2 separate regions of the Mus musculus genome follow, and region 1 is linked to region 2. Evidence: chromatin contacts called from ENCODE Hi-C data. All regions are on one chromosome and are shown on one strand. Each heading gives the region's core, a stretch centred on a gene start or an enhancer-like site at or near the end of the contact. The rest is flanking DNA. Distances are from core to core; before and after follow the strand shown. Region 1 overlaps Gm32564 (a long non-coding RNA gene). Region 2 has its middle 10 kb from the start of Slc38a2.

Evidence for each region. Hi-C counts contacts between places; a loop is a spot of excess contacts on that map.
Region 1: a map of mouse trophoblast stem cell shows a loop between it and region 2 (2.2-fold over the local background). The contact joins two enhancer-like sites. A Hi-C loop is called at or near these places in 4 of 37 maps with a recorded cell type or tissue (heart and mouse trophoblast stem cell).

The regions. Positions count from the first base shown.
Region 1 is chr15:96,828,851-96,831,550 of GRCm38, forward strand. It overlaps Gm32564 (a long non-coding RNA gene), which reads left to right. Exons shown (of 3, transcript XR_384399.2): 2 at 630-741. Among named protein-coding and RNA genes, the nearest start is that of Gm32677, 8.3 kb to the right of the region's middle. Within about 2 kb of position 1,395, at least 1 of the 3 ENCODE cell types and tissues checked has a DNase peak (open chromatin) inside an H3K27ac peak, as active enhancers do.
Region 2 is chr15:96,708,480-96,711,179 of GRCm38, forward strand. No RefSeq gene overlaps it. Among named protein-coding and RNA genes, the nearest start is that of Slc38a2, 10 kb to the left of the region's middle. Within about 2 kb of position 1,320, at least 3 of the 3 ENCODE cell types and tissues checked have a DNase peak (open chromatin) inside an H3K27ac peak, as active enhancers do.

The DNA.
Region 1 (2,700 bases), core at 145-2,644, 120 kb after region 2:
GGGCTCGTTACTGAGCATTCAGTCAAGTGGGTGGTGTAGAGAGGATAGGGTTATAACTCAGTTGATTCCAAAGCCTGGGCACTGGCTTTACGTCATCCCATCTTCTGCCCTGTCGCCGTAGATACCAGCAAGGGAGAAAGACGTTGGGAAGGCTGTACCAGGCAGGTAGAACAGTGTGTGGGGACCTTTCTGCTGGAAGAAACCTAGCAGTATGCGAGGAGGAAAAGGGAGGGTCTTTCCCCATTGTTTTAAGTATGACTGGTGGAATGTAGCGGCATTTCAAGATCTCCTATGCTATGTTAGGTGTAAAAACCAAACCAACCAACCAAAACCAAAAACAAAACAAGACACCCAAACCAAGACTGATTCTCAGTGGCAATTGGAAGACTTGTGATCACTGCACCATGACCCATCCTCTACTGTCAAGAACTACTCCTTGGACTTGATCTTTTGGAAACTGGGGTTGTGATTTGCTTAGATTTCCTATACCCAACAGGATGGATTGCCTGCAGTGGGTCCTTGGAATGGGTAGACCAATATTAGGCGCCGTAGTACATGTGACAGACAGGATACTTTCCACTCTTGAAGAAAAGGAGCCAGTAGTCAGATCTGTGTTTATTTTATTTCAGTAACCTGAGAAAAAGTGACAATGTTGGTCTCAAAGAACTGGAAAAGGGATGGTGTGGACTGCTGGGTAGCTGTTTCTGCCAAGTGGCATGGAGGAAAAGCGAGAGGCCGTGGGTAAGAGATGTGTGAAGGTTTGACAACTGCAGGCGGGAGTCCCCGTGGTGGCAATCTCTGTGGGATTCTTTCCTTTGCAACCTGCTGGCAAAAGCTCTGTGTAGAGAGGGGCTTTGTTTCCAGTAAGGACTTGAGGTGTCGGTTACACAGAACTTTGTTTTCAGAAGCCTGCACGTGCAAACTGAGGTTGGTGACTCCTTGGTCTCTGAATGGAAAAGGCCACAACTCTCATATCCCCCAAATTATCCCTAAGGATATAAAACATCTAGTACCTTGCAAGATTTTTTTCTCTCTAGGGCACGAATTCCTCTCTCCTCCCTTTTCAATAAACCAAGTTATGACTAAAACTTTAGGATAGAAAGAGAGCCCCAGTGAGCATGTCCTCCGCCACCCTCCCAACGTGGCCACTGAGTCACAGGAAAGACATTCAGGACGAGAGACCTCAGGCCCTGGGAGGCAGGGCTGGATCCAGCTCTCGGTAAGGTTATTCTTTCTATCTAGAAACTTGCTGTTTTCCAGAGAGGTCCTTTAAAAGGGCTGAACCACTTCAGTTCTGTCCTTGGCCACAGACAGTGGCTTGGTGGTTGGCAGGGGAGCGTTTTGTTCTCGGCACGTTACTGATTTGCCTTTCCGTGACACGCAGGCGGGTGGCACCGTGCCCAGGACTTCAGTACAGAGGCCACCCCTAGATCCGGTCAAGCCTCATCTGAGCACAGAAGATCCATATTTGAGGAAAGTCAGCACCAAGAAAAGACATGCGACTTATCTGTCCCGGGACATTCGTTTGTAAAATGGGAACCATGATAATATATAACACAATAACTTCACTGTTTTGCCAAGTGGCCACACTGACCAAGTGACAGATGAAGGAGCAACACAGCCAAACCATTAAAAAAAAACAATGTGAAATACTAAACGTGTCATACTGACGCAGTGTCCTCTTCGGCTTCCCTTCCATCTTGAAAGAGGCACTACCCTTCTCCGCTGAGCACCCCAAAGTGTAAGCACGCACGTGCCCAAGCGTCTAAACATGGCTCACAGCTTTGCGCCCTGCAGAAGCAAGAAACAGTTTTTCTTAAGTTTGAAGTCTTTGCTCAAACACAGTTTGCAATGTTTTGGGAACCGGAGCCAAGCTCTGTTGAATGCTTATGAGACATTTTGCTTATTAAATAACCTTCTGAAAGCTGCCAGGTTTTAGTGACTCATGGACTCATGCAAACGGAGGCATGGCGGCTTGAGTTATGGAACCAGAGGGAGGAGATGCTCAAATGTGCATTTTACAGGAAGGAAACTGGCTGCCAGGACAGTGGAGACGATTTGCCCAGACCACGCCCTGCGAAGTGCCCACAGGAGAGTCAGGCCAGAACCCTAAACCTCCGAGCTCAGGGCTCTTTTTTCTGAACACATTTTCCCATGGATCTTCTGGCCCACGTGGCTCTAATTCCATGGCCAGCACAAAACTCTAGAAAGAAATCAGAAATGACCTACCTTCCCTACCTCCTCTCCCAGCCCTGGTGATATTAAGATGAGAAAAATGTTTAGGATTGCAAAGCTGCTTAGGATATCATGCTTTCAAGGAATGCACGATGTGCTGTAAAATGCACAACGCAAAGATGAGCGTAGGTATGTTATTCTTTACAGCCATCTTGGTGAGATTGCTATTCACACCGCACAGGGAGATGACCATGTGACAGGCTTGCTCCAGGTTCCTAAAAACCAAAAGCGGGACGCACCGGAAGGCTGGGCTTCCAATCTTGGAGTGTTTTAGTACAACATGACCATAGACACGTGTTTGTATAAAGATGAGTGACGTTTGCCATGGAGACAGCTGCCCAGCCCCCTTCTCTGTCACCTGTGAGGGAAGCTGTGTCCCACCATCCCCTTGTGTAGCACGCCGCAGTTCATGAGCAAGAAGCACTTGTTCCACTTGTCTGAGTGTTGGCGACAGCTGTGATAATA
Region 2 (2,700 bases), core at 70-2,569:
TTTTGTCATGCTTCACTGCCATTTCCTCTGGAGTCCATTTTGCTAGGTACAAGAAAGAATGACAGCAAAGAGAAAGTGTTCATGGACCTAGATCTTCCACCAACACCTGCTAATCAGCAGTAACAGGGTTGAAAAGTCCACATGCCCACGGGTTGACAGAATGCTCACACTTGGAACGAAAAGCTAATCGAGAAAACAAGGAGCCAGCGCAGTTATAGAGGTCTAGGTTTTGAATACTGTGCTACATCCGATTGCTTTAAAAACAATAAAGACTCAGATCATTACAATTCTCCAAAATCTGTTTTTAAAAACGGGTTACCCGTATTTTTGTTCAGAGGAAAAGGCAAAGATTTATCAATATATTGTGCCTACTTTTGGGCCTCGATGACCTTCTTGGCCTTCAGTCAGTTTCGTGTTCTTTCTTCACCCAAGGCGAAGAAATAAAGATTTATTAACATACCTGCAATTCTGGTTCTCAAGTGGGTTGTGGGGGCTTCTATGGGCTTGGTTCTGAGATTACTCACAGAAACTCCCACTGTTTTGGCTGAAATCTTTGGCACAACGTGGTCTCATGTAGATGTCTGCATCCGGTTTCCAGTAAAAACCTCTCTGAGGACAAGTGGAGAGCTAACACCCCTCTATTCGCCTCCACATTAGGCAACACTCACCCGACTGAACCAACCCGTGGCTAAAATGGCTAAATTTGTTTTCTTGAGGAGAACCACGCACACATGACACACCCCTTTACAGCCAAAGAATGTCATGGTCGGTGTGGCCATTTGTCACCTCTGGGTGAGGTCAAACTCCTTACAATTGCTGCCTCAGGGGTAAATTCCGTGAGGCATATTTCTGGATGGGGGGGAAAATGAATATTATTTATTTTCCTGGGGTGGGTGGGTGGTGGTGATCCAGATCGGGCTTTGTCTAGGCGACCGTCGGTCCCCTCAGCATCCCACCCCAACCACTCCTCCCTCCATCCAGCTCCATCCAGAAGACGTGGGACCCGTGTGGAGCTGAGGTGACGAGGTTGAGGCCGCGGCGCCCCGCAGACGAAGGCTGAGGCGCCAGGGCGCCGCTGCTCGCCTCTCAGGATGCCAGGCGGCCACACATGAGTTGGCCTCGCAGGCACCCCGGGCCAGCGGTGGCAGCTCCGGAAGTCATGGCCGAGGGGTACGCGGCGCTTTCCCCCTGGGGAGGGCGGGGCTTACGCAGCGGTTTCCCCAGGGAGGGCGGGGCTTGCGCAGAAGCGCGGGGCGGAGGCGGGGCTGCTCCCCAGGGGCGGGAGGAACCCGCGCAGAAGCAACGGGCGGGAAGGGGGCGTGGCCTACTCCGCGCAGCCTCAGTAGGTCTCCTGAAATTTTTCCACTGAGGCTGCGGGCGCGGAGGCCCCGCGAGGCGCGGGCAGCTCGTGCGCAGACCACTTCTGCGCAGACCGCTTCTGCTCGTCCAGAGCCCACGTGATGGCGACTCACTGGGTTCCGCCTTCTTTTGGTGCGCGTGGCGGGGAGGGATGGAAGGGACAGGGAGCCGCGGTGGGGAGCCAGTGACTGGGGAAACCTAGAGAGTCGTGATCATCAGGGGTAATCCTCCGCTCGGGGAGGCCGCGGGGGAGCGAGGCCGCTGCAGCATGTGCACGTGCCCGCGCCTGGGGCCGAGCCCGCACCCCGGCGAGCAGGGACTCCCCAGCTCGTGGGTTGTCTTGCTAAATCCCCAGACCCACGAGGAAAGTCCCCGAAGCTTTGCGCGGTGCTTCCACATGGCTCCCAGTGAGCCTTTGAAAGTGGCTTTCAGAGTTGTTCTCCTGCTCCTTTGTCGAGAAGACGTTACGTAGACATTCCGCCCTCATCTTGGCCCTAGGGAGGAAGCGGGTTTTTTTGTTTTTTGTTTTTTTTTTACAGAAATGCTGCGATCGTTTAGTCTCGTGGCATTTTAGATTCTTTCTAGTAATTGTGTGTGTGTGTTTATCTTTTGAGTCATTCTATCAAAGTCTAGGAAGGAGAAAAAAACCGACAGGGAAATAAACACAAAGACAACATACTCGCCTCTGAGTTAGGAAATTACAACTTTTCTTTACCTGCTGACTTTTTCCTGGGAAGAAATCTTCGAGGTGAATATAATGTTGAGTTCAGATTTCTCCACAGCCCTGCCCGGGGCCCTTTTCTCTCCTAAAGTGGAGCAAAGGTCAGAATGGCGAAAGCTACTGAACCTGGTGGATACCTCCTCCCCCCACGTTTGTTCTACCTTCACAACTATGCGTTTTACTTTTGACTTGTGTTTTTAAAATTTTCCTGGAATTAGAAGCATTGTAATTAATGAGTCTAGATAATACTTAGCTCTCAGAATAGATGCTATTTCGAATTCCTTATTGTTTAACACCCCTCCCCCCACTCTTGAGTCAAGGTTCTACATAGGTTCAGGCTACCTTTGAATTTTCTAAATAGCCTTGGTCGATCTTAAACTCCTGATCTCCGACTTTCACCTTCCAAGATGTGTTCCAGATGTGCCACGCAGCTCTCAGGCTTTCCAATCCCTTGTACATATGCATATTTAATTCATTAGCTCTGTGAGGTAGGGGCCGCTTAGAATTCATTATTTACCTATTACAGTTAAAAACATGGAGAAGTTGAGTAGCTTGCCAAGGCCATACAGTTTATAGAGTGACCGGATTTTGACTCCACAGACTGTCAAATTTATGCTATG